Linked DNA regions of Homo sapiens: region 1 is linked to region 2. A link is a loop called in an ENCODE intact Hi-C map of the cell type or tissue named here. Cell type or tissue: dorsolateral prefrontal cortex. All regions are shown on one strand. Each heading gives the region's core, and the rest is flanking DNA. Links, peaks and the distances in the headings are about the cores only. Region 1 overlaps HSDL2 (hydroxysteroid dehydrogenase like 2). Region 2 overlaps SNX30 (sorting nexin family member 30).

The links. Peaks named below come from ENCODE experiments on the same cell type or tissue, not always from the same donor. Only the 100,000 strongest peaks of a DNase experiment are listed, where the experiment ranks them.
Region 1: a loop joins it to region 2, with 2.3 times the contacts of the local background. A loop is called at or near these places in 2 of 110 quality-filtered maps.

The regions. Positions count from the first base shown.
Region 1 is chr9:112,448,719-112,460,792 of GRCh38, forward strand. HSDL2 (hydroxysteroid dehydrogenase like 2) reads left to right here. Exons shown (of 11, transcript NM_032303.5): 9 at 5,295-5,444; 10 at 10,731-10,859. HSDL2-AS1 (HSDL2 antisense RNA 1) reads right to left here. Exons shown (of 5, transcript NR_171779.1): 4 at 11,906-12,044; 5 at 3,080-5,354. Among named protein-coding and RNA genes, the nearest start is that of KIAA1958, 32 kb to the right of the region's middle. In dorsolateral prefrontal cortex, for the core only: no CTCF peak of the experiment used is centred there; no DNase peak of the experiment used is centred there.
Region 2 is chr9:112,845,971-112,858,044 of GRCh38, forward strand. It overlaps SNX30 (sorting nexin family member 30), which reads left to right. Exons shown (of 9, transcript NM_001012994.2): 7 at 4,889-4,975. Among named protein-coding and RNA genes, the nearest start is that of SLC46A2, 39 kb to the right of the region's middle. RefSeq lists enhancers at 256-809, 830-1,330, 2,116-2,688. In dorsolateral prefrontal cortex, for the core only: CTCF peaks have their summits at 7,385 and 7,586; DNase peaks (open chromatin) are centred at 7,361 and 8,861; H3K27ac peaks cover 3,481 bases.

The DNA of each region.
Region 1 (12,074 bases), core at 1,697-9,696, 400 kb before region 2:
TTTTATTTTTTTATTTTTAGTAGAGACAGGGTTTCACTGCGTTAGCCAGGATGGTCTCGATCTCCTGACTTCATGATCCACCCGCCTTGGCCTCCCAAAAGTGCTGGGATTACAGGCATGAGCCACCACACCCAGCCTCTCTCTGTGTTCTTTTCTTTGAAGGTTTGAAATACCTACTAAGTCATTTGGGTCTTTTCTGAAGTTATTTCTTTCAAAACTTTTATTTTATTCAATTATAGGCTTTTTAAAAAATAAAAACCCAAATTATCCATTTGAAGTTTCAAAACCTGTTTGAGTTGACATGTAGTATTTCACTTACACAATTTTTTAAAGTTTTCAAACTGTTTTATCTCTTTCCTCTGTTTTTTTTTTTTTTTTTTTCTTTTAAGACAAAGTCTCACTCTGTCTCCCAGGCTGGAGCGCAGTGGCACGATCTCGGCTCACTGCAACCCCTGCCTCCCAGGTTCAAGCAATTCTCATGCCTCAGCCTCCTGAGTAGCTAGGATTACAGGTGCACGCCACCATGCCCAGCTAATTTTTGTATTTTTAGTAGAGACGGGGTTTCACCATGTTGGTCAGGCTGGTCTCAAACTCCTGACCTCAGGTGATCCACCCACCTTGGCTTCCCAAAGTGCTAGGATTACCAGCATGAGCCACCACGCCCAGCCTCTTTCCTCTGTTTTAAAAATTATTTTTCTTTTTTCTTGATTAGTTGCTGATTTTGTGTTATCTTATTTTTTCTCAAAAGCACCAGACTTTAAATTTTATTTCATTTTTAATTCTACAGCTTTTCTCTTTTCTGATTATCTTTTTAATAACAACTCGAGATATAACTTATATATACCAAAAAATTCATCATTTTAGGCCGGGTGCGGTGGCTCATGCCTGTAATTCTAGCACTTTGGGAGGCTGAGGCAGGCGGATTGTCTGAGCTCCGGTGTTCAAGACCAGCCTGGGCAACATGGCGAAATTCTGTCTCTACTAAAAATACAAAAAATTAGTCGGGTGTGGTGGTGCACATCTGTAATCCCAGCTGCCCAGGAGGTGGAGGTTGCAGTGAGCCAAAATCATGTCACTGCACTCCAGACGGGGTGACAGAGTGGAACTCAGTTTCAAAAAAAAAAAAATTCACCATTTGGAAGTGTCTAGTGATTTTTAGCATCTTCCCAGAATTGTGCAACCATCTGATTCCTTACTTTTTTTACTTTTGGTTTATTGTTTTCTCCTTTCTGCTTTCTTTGAGGTTGCTTTTGTTCCTGTTCTTACTTGTTGGGCTAATACTTTATTGTTATTTCTTTTAAAATAATGAAATAAAGTTTGTGCATTTATCCCCTTAACATAGCTTTGGCTACATCCAATCGATTTTGTTATATACTTTACTCAATTTTGATAGCATTTTAAATTAGTCTGTATAGAAAAGCTTAGTACGGGCAGGGTATAGGGGCTCACACCTGTAATCATAACACTATGGGAGACAGAGGTGGGATGATCACTTGAGGACATGAGTTCAAGACCGGCCTGGGCAACATAGCGAGACCCCCCCCCCATCTCTACCAATAGAAAAAAATTAAAACATTAAAAATTTAAAAAGACAAGTTTAATACAGAAGTATAAAAAAAGCATAGAACAGGCCAGGTGCCGTGGCTCATGCCTGTAATCCCAGCATTTTGGGAGGCTGAGGCGAGCAGATCACCTGAGGTCGGGAGTTCAAGACCAGCCTGGCCAGCATGGTGAAACCCTGTCTCTACTAAAAATACAAAATTAGTCGGGTGCAGTGGTATGTGCCTGTAATCCCAGCTATTCGGGAGGCTGAGGCACAAGAATCGCTTGAACCTGGGAGGTGGAGGTTGCAATGGGCTGAGATCATGCCACTGCACTCCAGCCTAGGTGACAGAGCAAGACTGCCTCAAAAAAAAAAAAAAAAGTATAGAACAGCTCAAAGAAAAATTTTAAAGTCACCTGTAATCCAATTATAAGTACATTTATATTTTGGCTTATTTCCTTTCAACCACTTTTTTTTGGCACATATAATTTAAAATGTATACCCAGAAATAAATATTTTACCAGTAGGTTCATATTGTTTTTTATTTTCTTAAGAAAGAAGCTTTATATATATTATGTTTAATTGCATAGACTCCCATTTAATTTAACATTACTTAATTATTGTGAATGTTTTCCATGTCTTCAAAAACAACTTTTTGAGGCCGGGTGTGGTATCTCATGTCTGTAATCCCAATCATGGGTGGCTGAGGCGGGTGGATCGTTTGAGTCTAGGAGTTCGAGACCAGCCTGGCCAACATGGTGAAACCCCGTCTCTATAAAAAATACAAAAAATTAGCTGGGCGTAGTGGCACATGCCTGTGGTCCCAGCTACTCAGGAAGCTTGAGCTCAGGAAGTTGAGGCTGCAGTGAACCTTGACTGTACCACTGCACTTCAGCCTGGGTGACAGAGTAAGCCCATCTCAAAAAACAGACCAAAAAAAATAGATAAATATTGGAATTCATAGCTCAATTTTAAAATTGGCTTCTAAATAATAATACCTTATATTAATAGTAATGTGTCTCATTCACTTACACTGGTGTACATTTGGAAAATAACTGGGAAGTGGCATTGCTCAAATAAGCATTGCAAAGGTTATAAAGTATTAGGTTATTGTCACTGAAGCATGGGGAATACCTTTTTCAAATTGAACTGGTGAAGACGAACTGTTGGCCACATTTATGTTTTCAAATTGTAGAATAAATATGTATGTGTGTATGTATTTACATATTCAGCCTTATATTGTTTAATTCAGTGTCTATTCAAAAACTGTCTTATCTAAAATAGTCTTACATTCTATCCCAGCTCTTGCTCTTTTTAAAGTAGAACCCATCACTTCTCGACTTAATTTCATGTATGTATGCATGTATATGCATTTGCATATTGTCTGTCTATACTAGTCAGTTTTCTTTTAAGTCTGCGTCTGGCTTGGTGTCATGGTAATACTGACCTCACATAATTAATTAGAAAGTGTTCCCTCCTCTTGCATTTTTTTTTTTTGGAAGAGATTTGAAGGATCGGCAGGCATATAAGAATAGATACTGTGTGATTGATTCCATTTATTTGAAGATAAACATGAGACAAAACTAATATATGGTGTTAGCAATTAGGAGGGGTTGTGGAGTGGGCTTCTGGGATACCTGTAATATCATCTTTCTTGACCTAGGTGGTGATGTTTGATCTGGATACATCTGATCACTGTTTCTGAATGTATGTTACATGTCAATAAAAAGCAGTGTCATGCTAAGTGCAAGGCAGAAGTGGATTGCCCCCAGTGCAGGCAATAAAGGGGTACACTGTAGTAAATTTTAAAACAATAATAAAACAGGCTAAAAAAATTCTTTAAGGCTTTCATCTCTAATATCTGTTCGTACTTTAACTTATAAAAGGAAAATGATTTTTTTTATTTGTGGAAACATCATAATGAAAGGCAATTTATATTCAGTATACTTTATGAATTAATAGCTTACTTTGTACTATGGAGTATCTTTATGCTGTCAATTAGATTTCATGTAATAACCTTTGAGGAATTGTATTAGACAAGATGGCTGTGTATAATTTGAGTTGAGAAACAGATTCACCTTCAGCCTAGAGCACAGATTGGCCTTGGAGTTAATTTAATTAACGAATTGTTCTTACCTGTTTCTGGGGGCAACTACTTAGCTGCCTCTATGTGATTCTAGAATGATAAATAAAGGAACAGAGAGGCCGGGCACGGTGGCTCACGCCTGCAATCCCAGCACTTTGGGAGGCCAATGTGGGTGGATCACCTGAGGTAAGGAGTTTGAGACCAGCCTGGCCAACATGGTGAAACCCTGTCTCTACTAAAAATTCAAAAATTAGCCGGGCACGGTGGTGGGCACCTGTAGTCCCACCTACTCGGGAGGCTGAAGCTGGAGAATCACTTGAACCAGGAGACGGAGGTTGCAGTGAGCCGAGATCAAGCCACTGCACTCCAGCCTGGGTGACAAAGCGAGACTGTCTCAAAAATAAATAAAGGAACAGAGACAGTATTGGGGGGCAGCATCATGATATGGGAGCAAAGCAGTCCTATGAACTGCTGTCTTCTCCCCTGGCTGATCATATGTTAAGTTGTTATAGCCAGTGGGTTAAGTGAATGCAAGTTTTAAAATGTTGCAGGTAACCTCCATTCCCGTGACCTAGTGTTTCCAGAGAGGGCAGCCTGTTAGTCAGGGGACTAACAGTTTAACCTCCCTTTTCATCTAGTGGGAGGGATAATCTGAATAAGTGAGACAGGGAGAAGAAACTGAGGTTGTGTGTCAGACCCTTCTGAGCATTCTCTCTTTCTGAGCAGGCTGTCCTCAGTTTTTTACATGATCTCTACTTAAGAGCATTTCTAACCCGTGATGGGAGGATGCAGGGTCAATCCATGGGTGAAAGGACTAGGTGAATAGATTGAATTTAGAGGTGGAGTGATTAGAAAGTACACTTGGGTGTTGATTCAAGCTACAGTCTTCAGTTTAGCTCCACCAGTTCCACAGCTGATATTTTGATTTCCATCTTTCTGATTCCAATGTCTTTTTGTTCTCATTTGGTTTTAGAACTGAGAGAAATTGACAAAGGAGTGATTGATTATCATCCCTCATACTCCAGTAGTTGTGTTTAGGTCTGTTTCTTTTATTTATTTTTTTGAGACAGGGTCTCCCTCTGTCACCAAGGCTGGAGTGCAGTAGCGTGATCTCGGCTCACTGCAGCCTCTACCTCCCAGGCTCAAGTGATCCTCTCACCTCAGCCTCCCAAGTAGCTGGGACTACAGGCACCAACCACCACGCCCAGCTAATTTTTGTATTTTTTGTAGAGACAGGGTTTCTCCATGTTGCCCAGGCTGGTCTCGAACTCCTGGGCTCAAGTGATCCACCCGCCTTGGCCTCCCAAAGTGCTGGAATTACATGCATGAGCCGCCACGCCCAGCCTTGGCCTCACAAAGTACTCAGATTATAGAAGGTTTGTTTATGATAAATATTTATAGTTTAGTAGTATTTTTTAACCTAATCTGAAAGTCAGCCTTTTATTTGGAGAGTATAAAGATTTACATTTATAGTCATAATTGATGTGTGTTTGACTGTTATTCTGTCAATTTGATTTATGCTTTTAGATGCCACTTAATGCATTTAAAGTCATTTTGGTCAAATAGGTCTAATTGGTGGCAAGTCTGTCCTGCTGATTAATTAATTCTGTGTGGGGTCCTTCACTGCCAAGCATTAAGGTCATTTGCTTCAATAATATCTTATAGGTGCTGTTCCAGAATTCAAAGAAGAGAAACTGCAGCTGCAACCAAAACCACGTTCTGGAGCTGTGGAAGAAACATTTAGAATTGTTAAGGACTCTCTCAGTGATGATGTTGTTAAAGCCACTCAAGCAATCTATCTGTTTGAACTCTCCGGTAAGGACTGCATCTGGTAATCTGAAGTTTTTATGAAACAAAATGGGGTGTTTCCTTTGGAAGAAAATCAGCGTCCAACAGTGATCCCCTGGATAGTTGGCTGCATTCAAGACCCTTACTCTTGAATGTAGACATTCAAGAACAGCAACCATAACTATTGATTTGTTTTTGTTGTTGTTGTGTCTTTGAGATGGAGTCTTTGTCACCCAGGCTGGAGAGCAATGGCATGATCATGGCTCACTTCGGCCTTGACCTCCTGGACTCAAGTAATCCTCTGACCTCAGCCTCCCAATGATTTTTATTTCTAGATTAAGATCAGTGCGTACGGACACATGTAAAGTAAAATTTTATTACAAATACTCCCAGTGTTATATAACTCTGGCATATTTGAGAGAAAATCCTGCTTAGAAGGGCATATGGATCATGACAGGTAGTATGATACAGTAATTTATCAACCATAGGCACCTTGCCATTTTTATCTTTGACATTAACCAGGTCGGTCTGACGGTAGTCAGCTTTTTTTCACTTTTTTTATTTTTAAAAATTTATAATTATTTTTTTGCAATGGAGTCTCGCTTTGTTGCCCAGGCTGGAGTGCAGTGGTGGGATCTGGGCTCACTGCAACCTCTGCCTCCTGGGTTCAAGTGATTCTCCTGCCTCAGCCTCCCAAGTAGCTGGGATTAAAGGCACCCACCACCACACATGGCTAATTTTTGTATTTTTAGTAGAGGTGGGGTTTTGCCATGTTGCCCAGGCTGGTCTCAAACTCCTAGCCTCAAGCAATCCTCCTGCCTCAGCCTCCCAAAGTGCTGAGATTGCAGGTGTGAGCCATTGTGCCCAGATGGTAGTTAGCTTTTAAAAATCTCTTAATATTGTTCTTCTCCATATAAAATTTACACGTTAATAATAGTGTAAGAACTAGCTGCCAGGGATGGTGGCGTGCAGCTGTAATCCCAGCTACTCAGGAGGCTGAGGCTGGAGGATCACTTGAGCCCAGGAGATCAAGACTGTAGTACACTGCGATCGCATCTGTGAATAACCACTGCACTCCAGCCTGGGCAACATAGTGAGACCCATCTCAAACAAATAAAAGTTAAGAAACAGATAAAATTCGTGTTAAAAAAAAAAAGGCTACCTCAGCCCCATTATACACAAACCTTTTTTATTCTTCGTCCTCTCTGCTTTATCTTAGTCCATCTTGCCTTCCTGTTCTTACTTCCTTGCCATCCTTGGAATCCATCATCCATGGCTTTAGTCACTCTCTTGCTTGTGTCCTAAACTTGCTGGACCCTTTGTGCTTATGCCATCACCTGTCAAAAGCCTAGTCCTGGCTGAATCAAACTCTCTGGCTGCTCCACAGTTGTATCCAGGTTGCAAAGTTTTGGGGGAGGAAAGCTAAAAAAAATCACACCACCTGGGTGGATCTGTACCAGTAGAAATTGACTATTGCCCCGCTTCAGCTGAGGTTTAAGCAACACTTCAGAATTCTGTGTTTTTGTGGTCAGCTTACTGCTGCATTTTCCATAGTGACTATCTTAAACTTTCTCAGTGTTCCTGAAATCTCCCATCTCTCCCTTCACCTCTTCCCTGCCAGTGTCAGCAGATAATTCCACTTGCTCTTTGACAGAGGTAATAGAAACCTACAGACAAAAATGCCTTCAGCTTCCTGCCATCAGATATCAAATCAATCATGATAGGCATCATCCTTGCCTCCTTCCCTCTTAGTAGAATGGAGCTCAGCTCTCCATCAGTGCATCTCAAGCTCTAATGTCTATACCAAGTACCTGGGATCTTCCTAAAATGCAAAATAATGATTCAGCAGGTCTGGAGTGGAGTCTGAGATTCTGCATGTCTGACAGGTAATGACAGTATTGCAGTCCATGGATCATACTTGGAAGCAAAGTTCTAGATCCCATTTTCCCTGGCCTTCTCAGGAATTTTGTGCTGTTAATTGAACCTTGTCCTCAATCTGTTCATCTTGCAGCCTCCTTCCCAATGGTATTTTAATGTTCTCAATTCTTTTCTAACTTTAAAACAGAACCCAGTGACAATAACAAACCACACAGCCCATCTTTTTTCTCCTTTTCAGAGCCAGACTTATTTTCATCTACAACTCATTCCCCTGAACACACCCTGCTGATACCATTTGTTTCCATTTCACATAATTGGTTTTCAGCAAGGTCCTTGATGACTTCCCTGTCACCAGTGGGCCTGTGTCATTCCTCCCTTGTGACCACTCTGCAGCATTTGATACTGTTGACCACACTTTCCTTCTGGAAATGCTCCTTCCCCAGTCCTTCATTGTAACCTCCTTGCTTTCCTTCCCTGCCTGTGATCACACCTTGTCAGTCTCCCTTGCTGGCTGCTTCTCCTCTATCCTTCCCTTAAGCAATGTTCTTCAGGTCACTGGCTCAGCACTCTCGACACTCTATTCCTGACACTTTCTCTAGGAAACCCCAACCATTCACGCGGCTTCAATGACCATAGGAACCGACTGATTATGTGTCCCTGTTTCTAGCTTAGCCAGACTTCATTTGACATTTTTAGTTAACTGTCACAAAGATGCCTCAGCCTGAAAACGTCCAAAACAACCATTCCCAGGAAATGGTTTTTTTGCAACCACCCATGAAATCTGCTGAGTGTCTGGCTTGCTGTGTCTCTTGGGCAGTGTCGATCCACACCCTCTCTCTGCATGCCTTGAAAAATTGTGGAAATCCCTGGGTGGCTCGTGCCTATTATCCCAGCACTTTGGAAGGCCGAGGTGGGCAGATCAACAGAGGTCAAGACCAGCTTGGCCAACATGGCAAAACCTCATCTCTACTAAAAAATATAAAAATTAGCCGGGCTTGGTGGCGCGTGCCTGTAGTCCCAGCTACTTGGGAGGCTGAGGCAGGAGAATCGCTTGAACCCCGGAGGCGGAGGTTGCGGTGAGCCCAGATCGCATCACTGCACTCCAGCTTGGGCAACAGAGCGAGACTCTGACTCAAAAAAAGAAAGAAAAAAAAATGGAGGAAATCAAGCGCTTTCTGCTCAGATCCAGGCAAGTGGATGCCGTATCTGTCAAGATCAAGAAAAATAAAGTTCACAGCAGCAGGATTATACTTTGGTTGTCACAAAGAGAAGGCAGAGAAACAAGCTGAAGCAGTCTCTGCCCCTTGGTTTGACAGTGAAGGAGCTGAGATGAACCAGACGTGCTGGTTTGAGCTGTATTAAAATTTTAAACGTTGCCTGTAATCCCAGCACTCTGGGAGGCCAATCACTTGAGCTCAGGAGTTCGAGACCAGGCTGGGTAACATAGTGAGACCCTGTCTCTACAAAAATAAAAATAAAAAATTAGCTGGATCTGGTGATGTGTGCCTATAATCCCAGCTACTTGGGAGGCTGAGATGGGAAGACAGCTTAAGCCCAGAAGGTCGAGGCTGCAGTGAGTGATGATCATGCCACTTCACTCTAGCCTAGGCAACAGAGCAAGACCCTGTCTTAAAAAATTAAAAATCAAGCAATCTGCTGTTCTTCAGTAGTCTTCTCTCACTTAAAAAACAAATCCACCCAAGCCAAGAACTAGCAGATCATTCCTATATACCCTCCCCACCTTTTCCTCTTCATATGCAGTTACCTAGTCTTATGGTTCTGCCTTGACATTCTCTCTCAAATGTACCCACTTTTCTCCATGCCTCTGCCATGGTCCCAGTCCAGGCATGCACCCTCAAGCTCCTGAACTATCCCAACACCATCCTTACTAGCCCTCTGCATCCTTTTGATTTCTCTCCATTTATTATCTACACTGCAGGTAGGGCCATACGTAAACCTTACCATATCATCTTCCTTCCATGACACATCCTGTAGGATGAAGTCATTTAATCCTTTACATGACTGGCTGTGCTCAGACCTAGACTGCCTCACAAGCTCATCCAACACCCATCTACCTTCTAGTGCCACTGTTTTTTTTTTTCAGTTCCTCACACGTGCTGCACTCTTGATTCTGGCTTTTTTGCATGTGCTGTTCCCATTGCCTGAAATACTTTCCCTCTACCCTGTCCATCTAGCTAATTCTTACTTAACTTTCAAATCTCAGCTTCAACTGAGCTTTCCTGACCCTTTTTGAAAACTTAATTTTGCATCGCAGTAAAAAATACATAACATTTTAACCACTTCTTCTTTTTTTTTTTTTTTTCTTTTGAGACGGAGTTTTGCTCTTGTTGCCCCAAGCTGGAGTGCAATGGCGCGATCTTGGCTCACTGCAACCTCTGCCCCCAAGGTTCAAACAATTCTCTTGCCTCAGCCTCCCAAGTAGCTGGGATTATAGGCACTCCCCACCACACCTGGCTAATTTTTTGTATTTTTAGTAGAAACGGGGTTTCACCATGTTGGCCAGGCTGGTCTTGAACTCCTGACCTCAGGTCATCTGCCCACCCTTGCCTCCCAAAGAGTCAGGATTACAGGTATGAGCCACCATGCTCGGCCTATTTTAACCACTTCTAAGTGTACAGCTTAGTAGCATTAAATGCATTCACATTGTTTTATAACAATCATCACCTGCCGGGCACGGTATCTCATGCCTGTAATCCCAGCACTTTGGGAGGCCGAGGTGGGCAGATCACGAGGTCAGGAGATCGAGACCATCCTGGCTAACATGGTGAGACCCCGTCTCTACTAAAAATACAAAAAATTAGCTGGGTGTGGTGGCGGGCACCTGTAGTCCCAGCTACTAGGGAGGCTGAGGCAGGAGAATAGCATGAACCCGGGAGGCGGAGCTTGCAGTGAGCCGAGATCGCGCCACTGCACTCCAGCCTGGGCGACAGAGCTAGACTCCATCTCCAAAAAAAAGAAAAGAAAAAGAAAACAAAAAACAAAAACAAAAACAAAAACAAAACAATCATCACCATCTATCTCCAGAACTTTTTCATCATTCCAAGTGAAACTCTGTACCCATTAAACAGTTAACTCCCATTCCCCATCCCCCAGTCCCTGGAAACCACTGTTCTACTTTCTGTCTTTATGAGTTTTCTTCCTCTGGTTATCTTGATTCCTTAATGTGCTCCCACATCACCCTCTACTTCCTCTTTTGTGAGTAGAACCATGGTTTTCTTTTTATTGAAGAGTCTTCAGAGCCTAGCAGAATACCTGGACGTGCTTAATAAATATTTGCTGAATTTGACTGATGGAGGTCTGGGGATTTTAACTTGGAAAACAGCATTTTGTAAGATTATTCTAATTGAAGTAATTATTAAATTTAAGAAGAACAGGGCTTCTATGACATTGATTTCTATATGTTTATCTCTCTAGGTGAAGATGGTGGCACGTGGTTTCTTGATCTGAAAAGCAAGGGTGGGAATGTCGGATATGGAGAGCCTTCTGATCAGGCAGATGTGGTGATGAGTATGACTACTGATGACTTTGTAAAAATGTTTTCAGGTGAGTTTTCCAGTTTATTAGTTTACCTTATTGTTCAGAGAAAATTTAGTTCTGACATTTTGCTTTATCCCTTCCCAAATAATCAAGACTTGTAAATGTTGGCAGCAGTGGAATCTTAGTTTTGGGAAGGCTGTTCTTACTGTTGCCTCCATTGCCACTTCTCCCTCCTCTCACAAGTGGAAGGTAGATGTCAGAATTATTTTCTTCCATTACTGAGAAGCCAGTAATATAATGTTGGGAACAGTGAGATAATTCAAAGGGACTCCTGGGTGGGCTTCATCATATTAGCTGGCCTAAGGTATTATGTTTCCAATAACACCCCAGTCACTAGAGGCACTGAACTCAGTAGCAGCAGTTCGCTTATTGGGAGTAGGGTTGTGCTTCCATCTTGCCAGCTGTTTCAATAGGAAACACATACCAGCCCTTGGCCATGGCCTAGTGACCCTGCTTTCTGGGGAGTCCTAAACCCAGAGAACCTTTTGTGTGATTTTCTATTCTGTCCATTTACCTCTAACTGTGCCAGAAAATTAAGGATAATTTTCTCTTTTCTACTCTTAGAAAACTACTCCAAATGATAAGTTAATTAACTCAAATTCTAAAAAATTAGAAGCAGCACTTGAAACTAAGCATAACATCCTGATCTAAAGAGTCTTTCATGGAGTGAATTATAAATGTTATTCAGACTTTGTTCTGTTTTAATCTTTTCTAAGCAGGAACATGGTGTATTCTGTGCCCTCTAAGTCTTTCTTTACAGTTCTAATTCAGGATGCTAATTGCCTGCATTCCATCTGAGTCAATCTGTATACGGTGTACTAATGATCAGCATTTCTTCAACTTTTCCCTTTTTTTATAGTGGTGTTAAATGTTCATATAAAAATTAGAAAATATAGGCCAGGCCTGGTGGCTCGCGCCTGGAATCCCAATGCTTTGGGAGGCCAAGGTGGGAGGATCACTTGCGCCCAGGAGTTTGAGACCAGCCTGGGCAACATGGGGAAACCCTGTCTCTACAGAAAATACAAAAATTGGTTGGGTGTGCTGGTGCGCACCTGTAGTCCCCAGCTACTCCAGTTAAGGTAGGAGGATTGCCTGAGCCCAGAGGTGAAGGCTGCAGTAAGTTGAGATAACACCACCGCACTCCAGCCTGGGCGGCAGAATGAAACCGTCTCAAAAAAAGAGAAAGTATACCTAAGAAAAAAGAAAATAAAATTATTTTTA
Region 2 (12,074 bases), core at 2,524-10,523:
TATTTTCCAAAAGAGAAGATATCACAGCCATAAAACAGTAATTTTTAAAAATTCAGAGAACAAAGAGCTCTTGGAAATTAAAACCATAATAGGAATAAAAAAATTAATAGAAGAGTTAGAAGAAAAAGTTAAGCAAGTCACATATGAAAAGAAACCAAAAGAGAATTGGAGAAAAAAATATGAAAATTAGAGGATTAGACCATCTGAATAACAGGTGTGCAGGCAGAGAAACAGAGAAATGGGAAGCATCAAAGAAGCCATTCAAGGAAAAAGACCAGAAGGGAAGAAATAATGTATCACTGATTGTGTCTGTGTGATGAGATTATGTATGACTTCTCCCCCTCCTTTAAATTTTCCAAATTTTGTGTAAAAATATATTTTAAAATGAGGGGATAATGTGTGGTTTCAGTGTTACCAACATTGCCCCAGGACATCTAACTCGCAGGTGGTCCTGGTTTCCATAGAATGAATATGTAAAAGGAGCATGTTGAAAGGGGTAACCTGAACTCAGTCATTTAACCAGAGCTAGTGATATCACCAGTACCAGATCAGACTCATTTTCCTGCCTGCAGGAAAGTGCCCTTCTAGAGGGCTACCCTAAGCCACAGGGCTACGTGCGTATTTTATTTTTATTCTCATTTGTTCTTTATTACTGAACACCCATTACTCTACATGAATTCCACTTGGGTCTTGGGTCGTCAGCCCTGGCCTACAGGAATATGAACCATCCCATCCTGCAGTTCTCTGTGGGGGGTGAGCTGCTCCTGCTGCTTTGGTATCCTCTTCCAGCCCTGCATCCTAGCTCCCCTCTTCCACAAAGCTTTGAAGCTGAAAAACTTGGTGGGCTTGAAGAGGCTTTTTGGTAGCTGCTGACCTTTGGCGCTGGGGCTCCTTTTCTGCCTTTTCCCCTCCCATAGTTTGTGAGCCCACAGCCTTGCCAGGGTCAGACATGTGCATGAGTCTGAGGGTGGGGAAGGGATGCTGTGCTTTCCCGTAGATGCCACTGTGGTCTTTTTTGGGACAAATCCAGTGCAGATGTTGAAAGCCAAACCACAGGATGCATCTGTCATCCAACTCTTCCAAACATTTTGTCATTGTAGATAAAGGCTGTTTGATTAGTATTTCGTGGATGACATAACTATAGACCTCTTAATGACTGTTATTAATTTGTTATATTTGGATGACAGATATTGTGTTTCTATTGTTTAGCCTTTTTATTATAGAAAAATTCAAACATATCACAAAATAGAATGATAACAATAAACCCACATGTATCCCAGCCGTCCCGTGCGTATCCCAGCCGTCCCGCGCATATCCCAGCCAGCATCAGCAGTTGCCCACTCATGACTCATCTGGTTCTGTCTCTCTGTCACGCTGCTCCCAACTCCCACCCTGTGGTTTAATTTTACACAAATCCTGGAATCATATTATTTCATACAGAAACGTTTAGTACATATCTCTAAAATACAAGCATTCTTTTTTTTTTTTTTTTAAAAAGGACTACCTAATTATGTTTAAATATCCAGTTAGTGTTCAAATTTCCCCAGTTTGTCTCAGACACAGTTTCTGTTTCTTTTTCCAAATTGAGATCCAAACAGGATCTGTACATTGATTGGTATGTTTCTTAAATATTAAAAAATCCTTCTTTGTCCATTTATTTTTCCTTGTAATTTATTTGTTAAAGAATCATCTGTCTTCTCTTCATTGGAAAAGAGAGATAGTAAAGTTCCAGGTTATTAGGACCACTTGAAATCACAACAAAATGTTCTAATGTTTTAAAAAATAAGTGTCCGAGAGGAATTTATTCCATGTCTGTAATTAAAAGTCATCTTGTGAGTGTGAGGCCCTCCTTGGGCACCCTATGTATGATTTTGCCTTCCCCAAACCCTTGGTACTTTCCTTCCATTCCTGTTTTATTTTTCCTCCTAATGCCTAGAGTTACCTACTATATATTTTACTTGCTTCTTGTCTGCCTCTCCTCTAGAATGTAAGCTCCACATGGTTTTGTGATTTGTTCTCTGCTGTATCCCCGTCCCTGGCTAGATGAATGAAGATGTATGAAGGCAGGGCAGAAGCAGGGTGGGGAATGGGTGTGTAGAGGAGGGCAGGTGGCGCGAGGCATGAGGAGAAAAGTCTCACTGTGCCCTTCGCCTTTTTGATGTGTCATATCAATGGGATGCAGATCCCTATAAAGTTCTGTGAGAAGTTCAGATGATGACTCTCTTCTGCTTGTCACTCAATGATGGAGGGGCCTCTCTGCAGACGCCGGCTTGGTCTCTTGGCCTCTTTACCCCACTGCCGGCTCGGGCCTCATCTGACAGCCATAGGCTGGTTTGACCAATTTTATCAATAGAGACTGGGCTGGGGGCCCATCCTCTCAGAACATCACCAACAGCATGCAAAGGTGTCCCAATGAGGGTGGTGGTAGTCAGCAGTTTGTCTTGATTCAGAACACGTTGCCCAACCTTCAGCGTGGTTGGATTTTGGGCCAGCTGCAAAGCCACATGCTGGAAGGCAGCAGGAACAGCCTGAATGAGCCACTGCTGTGCCATGAGCCAGGTGTGGCCTTGAACAGGGCCCGCCACCGTCCCTTAGTCTCCTCATCTGTAGAATAGGGAAGATGCGCGTTCACTCTGCAGGGTTGCTGGGAGCCTTTTGTGCTGTCCAGTGATGCAGGGCTGTTAGGGCGGATCCTCCAGTCAGCCTGCGCCAGAGGGCAGCATTCTGGCCACGCTGGATAACACTGAGAGACAGAGACCCTGCCTCTCCTGTGGGCCAGGGCAGGCCCAGGCCAACTGGAGAGAGGGATATGGCTGGATCTGCAGGCCCCCTCGTCTGTTTTGGGCATGGGGAGAGGAGATGCTTTTGCACTGTTGTAGCTGAGTGGGGTTGATGCATCTCCTCCCCACCCCTCGTAGTCCCAGGGGTCTTGCAACCCCAGCAGTGCCCCCAGGAGCCCCCACGCTGTGCTGGCATTGTTCCAGGGCATTGTCTTAACAGCTTTAGTTAGGAGGCTCTTGCCACACTGACAGAGTGTGTGTCACTGGGTCAACTCAGACTCCTTCCTAGAAGCGCTAGTCTGGATATGTGGTTTTTTTTTCCAGTAAGATGCTAGGCATCCTGTGAAGGGAAGTGCACACCAGTGATAAGCATCCCACATGGCCCCTGCCCTGCTGTTCCATTGCACCTTGGGGAACCACATTTGCACGTCCATGGAGAAGAGGATTTTTACTACTGCTGTATCAGACCAATAGATTTAGATTATTTTCTGGGCTGTATGAAGTCCACAAAGGACTCTTTTTTACTTTATAGATTTATGTCATCCAGTATGGTAGCCACTAGCCATATGTGGCTATTTAAGTTTAAATTCAAATGAGTAACATTGAATAAAAATGTAAATCCAGTTCCCCAGTCCTGCTAGCTTTGTTTCATGTGCTCAGTAGGCACGTGGAGGCAGTGGCTCCTGGGTTAGTGTAGATTATAAAACGTTTCCATTATAGCAGAAAGTTCCATTGAACAGCACTGTAAATATTCCTACTCAAAGATGAATGAGTGTGGGGAGGGAATGTCAGGGCACTTAGGAGACAGCTGAGTGGCAATTGACGAAAAATTATTGCAATTTTAACCTCATTTTCATTTCATGATAAAACACTTCCTAAAGCAAACTTTTCAGAGGAAGACTTGAGGTTTCCGGTATTGACACATTCCATTAGAAGGTTGAACCCACAACACTCTCAACTCTTCAGTTGCCTGTCACCTTTAGCACAGGCAGGGATATGGGGTGCCCGTGCTTAGCCAAGGAGTGACTCCTTCCTGCCTTGACTCCTCACGCTGCTGGAAGGTCCCCTGTGGGGAAAGTGCATGATTAGAAACTTTCATAGCAATTTATTTCTTTTGAGTTAGTGGAAAAGAAAGGTCTCATCACTCTTGGTTTGCCACTTGTGATTCTATTAAAGGAAGAAGAAAGAAACTCGTTGATGAAACAGACACCTTTCTAGAAGGTCTACTGCAAGCTTTTCTGTTTTGCTTGGTGGGTTCATAGCAGCAGAGCTTGGACTAAGTGAGGGGAGCCCCAGGCACAGATTTACAGGGCATTCACTGTCAGGTGCCAACCTTGTACTCACATGGGCCAAAGAGGGAGTGTCTCCTTACATTTTGCACCCCGGGTGCCTAGCTTGCCTCACTCCTGTCCCATCCAGGGCTGGCTCTCTTGGGGCCCATTGAGCCTTCACTCTGGTGGGCTGGCTGCATGGTTCTAGGAATTCTGGACTTGCACAGGTATAGCCCCTTTAGCACATACAGGCGCATACTGTGTCTGAGCCTCTGTCACACTGAACCTCTCAGGTAGGGAGTGCATCTCTCTGCTCTTTCTATACCTGGACCAGAGTAGAGGACTAGTAAGTGGCTAATGAATGAATCATTGAACAGATCAGTCCACTAGGGGTCCAGTCAGTGAATTAAAGAGTGAAGAGTTCTCTTAGACTTTAAGATTTCAGAGAACATCCAGTGTTGTAGCCTGCAAAGCTCCGCATTTCTGCACAGCCGGGCTCTGGCTGCACACAGTGACGCGGAGAGTCCTCCCAGCAGCGTGACAATGGATGGGTGCTGTTTCCTCCACTTGCCTTTCCCTAGAATTTCTTTCCTTTCAGCGTCAGGTTTTAGTTACTTTACTAGAAACTCCAGCATCAGGAGTGGTTCTCCTCTCTTCCCTCCTTTCTCCTGCTTCCTCCAGAGTTTCTGCCATGGCCAGACTGTCCTAGGAGCACATGGCTGGGCCTGGGGTAGGCCTTGATTTGGGGAGGCGTGGGGGAAAAGAAGCAATTGCCTGGGGGTGGGAGGCCCCTTTGTGGACTCAGTGTTACATGCTTCTCTCCTCTGCCTCCCACAGAGTGTATTGAAGAAGAGGGACCAAGTTCAAGCAGAGTATGAAGCCAAACTGGAAGCTGTGGCTCTGCGGAAGGAAGACCGCCCCAAGGTCAGGGAAGCCACCTGGGAAGGGCTGCAAAGCTGTAGTCTCCCTGCTGGTGCTAAGTAAATTCTCATCTCTAGATCTGTATGACTAAGAGTGGTCAGTGCCGGCTGGGCTACGTTGATGATGTTGTCCTTTTTCACTCCCTTTTCTGTCCTATTTCTGCGAGTTCCTAGTGTTCACTTGGGATTGAGTTTTCCACTGTTTCCTGGGCCTAATTTTTGGTTTTTTAAAGACTTAACAGCTCTGCCATTCATCGGCAGTTCCTTGCTCCATAAAATGGCATTGCAGAGAGAAGGAAAGAATAGCCTAAATCAGTGCTTTCAAAGTGTGGTTCATAGGCCCACAAACTATACAATCCATGATGAGGAAAGTATAGAAGCACTTGGAAACTTCTATAGGAATTTGATGTTGCTGCAGAACCAGTTGAACACATTGTGTTGAACACTCAAGGCGAGCGTGTTAAACTCGCGTGAGGAGTTGCATGTGGAGCAAGCTGCGTGCTGGTTCTGCACGGCAGGACTACAGCTTGGTCGAATTGGGGGAAAAAAGCCAACAAAAAGTGGCCCTTTACTCCACAGAGTTCGAGCAGCACTAATCTTGCTTGTCTAGGATGCCTTCTGGCTCCAGTGTTTGTAACTGCTCGGTAGGTTCACCTCACCTGCTGCCTAGACAGAGCTGATTTATCAGGACAAAGGAATTGTAATGGAGAAAGAGTAATTCGTGCAGAACTAGCTTACTGGACACTGGAGTTTTACTGTTATTCAAATCATTCTCCCTGAGCATTTGGGGATCAGAGTTTTTAAAGATAATTTGGTGGGTAGGGGCTTAGGAAGTGAGGAGTGCTGATTGGTCAGGTAGGAGATGGAATCATAGCGGGTGGAAGTGAGGTTTTCTTGCTGTGTCTTCTGCTCCTGGGTGGGATTGCAGAACTGGTTGAGCCAGATTACCACCTTTTTACATTTGTGGGCTAAATGCAGACTTTTAAAATATATACAAACAAATCATCCTATGTCATCCCTTTAAATCCCTTTGTTGAAAGGAAACTTTTAAAATATACACAAATAAATCATCCTATGTCATCCCTTTAAGTGAGACTGAGACATGGCTCAGCAGATGGCACCATGTTCCAGAAGATCACAGGCCAGCTCGGAACTCGTCAGTGGGGCTGGCCATAGGCAGGCCTCCTCTTACTGGGGAGGTTGAGGTGGGAGGATCCCTTGAGGCCAGGAGTTAGAGGCTGCAGTGTGTTATGATTGCGCCTGTGAATGGCCACTGCACCCCAGCCTGGGCAGCATAGGGAGACCCTATCTTAAAAAAAAAAGGTTTTGGATTTTGGGGCATTTTGGGTTTTCAGACTGGGGACGCCCAACCTGTGTAACAATGATTTACAAGGTATTTATGTTGTATTAGGTATTATAAGTAATCTAGAGATGATTTAAAGTATACAGGAGGCTGTGCATCAGTTATATGTAAACACTACATGATTTTATGTAAGGGACTTGAACATTCACAGATTTTGATATCTCAGAAGTCCTGGAACTGATCCCCACCCCACCCCACCAGATAGCGAGGCGACAACTGTGTGTATGTATATGTGCATGTATGTGTAAAATTTCATTGATTCCATACCACAACCATGAGGTTTAGGTACCATTATTATCCCCATTTGAGAGATGAGCAAACCAAGGCCCACTGTCACACAGCTAGCACTGGTAGAGCTAGGATGGTACCCTGCAGTTTGACTTTAGAATTTTGCTACCTACCATTACATCACTCTGTCTCTTTTTGGTTTGTAAGTGGAACGTGTATTTGTTTTCAAAGAGAGGGGTAAGAGTGAGGAACGTTAGTAAGATAATAGCAGGGACTTGCATTTCAGGGAAATGGTTTGACATCAGAGCTGCTGGGGATTTCCTCCTTTGCCATGGTTCCTGCCGCTGCCGCCATGCCAAGACATACCTGGAAAGGAACCAGCTTTGGAATTTGAAACCCACACCTCAGAAATGACACACCTTGGCTTTTTGTAGTGTCCTTAATGTTAATTGCATCACAGGATCACTGCAGTGGTCATCTGAGGCCCGGGGGAAGGCATTGTTCTTTCCCCGTTTCGTGGGTGAGGAAATGAGGCACAAAGGAGCTGGACAAATTGCCCAGCCTCTTTGATGCCGAGTGGCTCTCCATCCTGTGCATGTTTGTTGTGTTGATTCCAGCAGGATCACCCCTAGTGATCTACACCAGAGCGTAAAGGCTGCATGTATCTATGGAAAGGCAGATGATGAGGATTGGAACTGTAGTCACTGGCCCAGCGTATGCAGCTGGCACCCTCCCTCTGGTTCCTCCTGCCACAGGCTGTCAGCCTTTTTCCATCCTGTGTGTCTGTCACAAGGGAGGCGACAACAGAAATGCAGAGCCATGTGCACACAGCTGCCCTCTGTCTGCCTATGGCCGGCCCCACTGACGAGTTCTGAGCTGGCCTGTGATCTTCTGGAACATGGTGCCATCTACTGAAGCCATGTCTCAGTCTCATTTAAAGGAATGACATAGGATGATTTATTTGTGTATATTTTTAAAGTTTCCTTTCAACAAAGGGATTTAAAGGGATGACATAGGATGATTTATTTGTATATATTTTAAAAGTTTGCATTTAGCCAGCAAATGTAAAGATAGAAGTCATTCACAGAAAACAAATAACTGCATGATTTGACTTATATGTGGAATCTAACAAAGTTGAAGTCATAGAAACAGAGAGTAGAACGGTGGTTGCCGGGACTCAGGATGGGGAAATCGTGGTCAAAAGGTACAAACTTTCAGTTACAAGGTGAACAAAATCCTGGGGCTTCCATGCAAAATGTGGGTGGTGATGGATGTGTTCATTAATTCGATTGTGATCGTCACTACACAGTGTGTACATGTATCAAATCATCACGTCATACGCCTGAAATGTATGTAATTTTATGTGTCAGTTAAATATTTAAGGAAAAATAGAAGTCACTTTTTCTGGCTAGGGAAGGAAGGAGAACCAACAAGTTCTGCCACTGGCCTAGTTTGGAAACCGAGGATCCTGCATTTTAAAGACGTCATGTATGTAGTTCTGTAAATAGCATCTGTACAAGCTCAGCACTGAATACGAGCTTTCTCAGAGGCTGATGCTGTCATTTAATATGTTCATCCCTATACAGGACACATTCCTTTCCAAAGCCAGGAGCTGAAGGTTCGGAATAATAGGCTGAGTTAAGTCTTAACCCTGCCTGGCTTGCTGGCTGCTGGAAGCACACACCAGGCTTGGAGCAGTCTCGAGCAGAGGGAGACGCTGGTTTTGTGCCCTCAGACCCCCACAGCTGCCTGCCAGGGCTCCTGGCCTCACATTCCTGCGGGTCTGGGTGATTCCTGTCCACTCCCCGTGCTGTGGAAATCTTTGGCTGCTGCTGTTGTCCGCCTTCCTGGACACTACTTACCCACATGGCTCATCCTCTCGGCCACAGGAATTCTTACCAGAGGCTAAGGGTTTGCCCCAGTCCGTGAAAATGACTAGTCCGTCCTGAACACACATCTGCGATCTCTTAGCACACTGTGGCTGGGCCATCTTCACCTTCCCTCTTCCTGGTGGGATGTTGAACCATGCCACATTCACTTTGCTGCTTCTTTAGCAATTGTGATTTTTAAAGACAAAATAGACTGTCCTGGTGGTGTGCCAGTGAATGTAATGTAACAGTGGCAGCAGCAGAAATCCTTTGCTGCCTTTGGGTCTGGGGCAGCAGCTGCGTTGGTGGGCAGAGGAGGGTGCAGTTGGCAGCCTGTCCAAGTCCAGCACGGTTGGAGCACAGGATTTAGAATGGGATGGTCCTGGGTTCAAACCCCAGCTGCGCCCTAGCTTGCACTGATCCGCTCCTCAGCCTTTGTGGGCCTCAGTTGCCTCCCACACATGAGTGTTGTGATGCCATAAAGTGCTCGGCGTAGTGTCTGACGTAGTGACAGATGCTCCGTTGGAGGAGTCTCCCGTGTCCACACTGGCTGCAGTAGGAATGTGGGCGGAGAACTTTGTTTTCTGGGTTTGCTGTCACATATTTTAAGAAGTCCCTTTTCTGACCACAGTGTTTTAGACATTGTTTCCTATGTCCTCAAGCTTCCCCTGCCTCCCTAGCCCTCCACACACCTGTCCTCCCCGACAGCCCATCAGGAGGTTTGGTGGATGCTGAGGAAATGAGCAACTTAAGGTTTTGCTGTGCTTTGCCTGATGTGGTTGTGAGCTCACGAAGCCAGAGCTGCTGTTGATGAGATTTTTTTTTTTAAAAAGCCAGGGAATTCGGAAGTGGGTTAGGGCTGATTCTATCCCAGGGCCTCGGCTAGGTCTTTTGGGAACTGATGGTGGGAGCGAGGTAGCTCAGGGGACTGTCTCAGGAGTGCCGGGGAGGAGAGGTCCCCTGGTATGGGCATGGTCAGCAGAAGATCCGAGGGAGTCTGGGGGCTTACCTCGTTATCAGGTGAAACCTTGAAAAACTTGCGCTGGATAAGGAGGGAAAGTTGATTTTTGTGGAGTCATGGAGTGGCATCAAAATCTGATCACTTTTTTGTAACCCAGGGGAAGGAAGTGGCCTCATGTCTTCACAACCTTCCCTGTGAATTTCAACGTGGGGTGATCCTCTTAGGGGAGTCCTAGGACGTCTTGTGGGGAAAGAGCACGTGCTGAGGGCAGAGGATGCGGAGGCCTCTGGAGCTGGGGAAGAATGGTGGTGTCCTAGAATGCAAAGTTTTGCATTGTGGTTGGGCTGAGGCTGGAGAAAGCTCAGCAGACACTGAGGTGGTGATTCCCAGGCAGATGGAGCTTTGGATTCTGGAGACTTGGCCTTCTCCATGTTAATTGTGAGGTTGGAGAAGCGACATGCACTTACTTAGCAGGGGCTGGCTGCCTTCTCCTGGGCCTGTTGGGCTGCAGCCTGGTGTACACCTTAGAATCTAACCCGCCATGGAAGGTGGGGGGCATCAGAGCTCTTACAGAAGATAAGGAGAAGCTGAGGAATTAGATTTTAAATGGCACCGGGAGCATCCGCACCTTCGAATGACAGTGAGGGTAACAGAGAGGGAGCTCTTGCCTTTTCCTGTCTTCTGCGTTGGACTCTTTTCAGTGCTAATACACTTGGTATAACTAGCTCCAAAAAGAACAAAGAAGGGATGCCAGGGAGAAGGCTTCACAGAATTCCTAGTTATCTTCAAAAAGTAAATAAAAAAAGCAGGGTGCTGTTTTAGGCCCTGACCCACGGGTAGCCTCATCCTGGGTGGGTGCCAGATGAAGAAGTTTAAATGGGTGGTGTCGGAGTGCAGATGAGGAGAGATGGGCCGTGTGGAGGGGACCTGGGGTGTCGGTGTTGGGGGGCTGGCCTGTGGTGTGTGTGGGGGGTGGGTGTGTGGTGTGTGTATGGGGAGGGCACGTGGCATGTAGGGAGGGCGTGTGGCGTGTAGGGAGGGCGTGTGGTGTGTGTGGGGTATGTAGTGTGTGGGGGTGGGTGTGGTGTTTTGGGGGAGCATGGGTGTGGAGGGGAGTGGGGCATTGGTGTGGGAAGTGTGGAGGTGTGTCGTGTGGAGGTGACTGGGATGGAAAGGTGCACAGAGCTGTTCCCCCTCTGGTTGAGAGAAGAGCAGAGGGAAAGTGGAAATTGGGCTCTCTGGACAAACCTCTTGAAGGCTGTAGACCTTGGACAGCTCTTAGAACCACCGGGATAGTGAATGTTCTAGAATGGGAAAGACGTGGTGGGTAGTGAAGTGAGAATCCCAATTGTAAACTGCCAGCAGGGAGACTTCTACATACAGAGCTAATGCAGACCGGAGAGTGGGGCCTCGTGTCTGTTGTTTCCAGACCCTTCTGGCAAGTGAGGACCCTCACCATGGGGCAGAAGACCAGGTGCCTCCAGCCAGAGCAGGCAGAACTCCCCCATCCCCTCAGCTGACTTAAGTCCCACCGCAGCCACCCTCTGCCAGTGCGGTGGTTTCCATGTGACAGATGGGGGCCCGGGGTCAGGGGAAGCGTGGAACTTAAGTGCCAAAGTCAACAAATGGTGGAGCCGGTATGGAGTCCAAGTGCATCTGGCTCCAAAACTGGTGCCTTTCCCCAGGGCGCGGGCCCCAGCAGCTGTGCTCCCTGAGGGGGCGCCCTGCCTTTCCCGAGGCAGGCACGGAGAGTGCGTGTGGCCTTCCCTGGGGCTTCACTCTCGTGTCATTGCGCAGGCAAGCTCGAGGATCTCTTGCTGTCAGCCTCTCTGCTCCTCATCTCATGCCCTCACCTCTCCCTCCCTCACTCCCCACTGACCATTCTCTGAAGTTTGTTTTTATCTATAATTAAAAAAGCATTCATTCAGAGAGCCACTGACTTTCTATTTGCCCAATTCCATGGCCTCTTTTCAGACTTGACCCTGTATCAGTGTTTTCTTACCTGTTTTCACCTCACAGCTCAAATAGACACTGAAAACGCAGTTGCTGGAAGCTGGAGGTGACCAGCCTGGGGGCTCTGGCTTCCCAGAGGGCAGAGGACCAATCTCTCTGCCACTCACACATTGCCAGTTAGGGAGCCCTGTCCCCTGCTCACTCAGCAGCGTGTGGCTGTCACTGGTCCTGGAGCCTGTCCTACAGCAGCCACGAGCTCCCCTTTCCTCCACACTTTGGGATTATATCTGTCTTGTGTAGTCTTTGGGGATTTTCCTAACCTACTATCATCATGAGAGCAGATAATGTGACATCTCCAACCCAGCTCCAAGAAGGAGACTTAAGTTGAGATTTCTGTTCTAGGGCCTGGAAATGCGTGGCACATGGAAGGAGCTCAGTAACGCATGCATGCATGCATCCATCCATCCATCCATCCATCCAACCATCCATCCATCCATCTATCTATTTATTTATTGCTCTGTTGCCAGGCTGGAGTGCAGTGGCTCAATCTCGGCTCACTGAGTAATGCGTTTTTAAATGAATGTTGAGTGAATTTAAGTTACTGTCCCGTTCCCCAGCACACAGAAATGCACAGTCCCATCCACGTGACTCTTCTGTCATTGCACTAACAACCTATATTCTGTAATGGAAATTCTCATGAGAGATTGGGAACCAAGGTGAAAAATGCAAT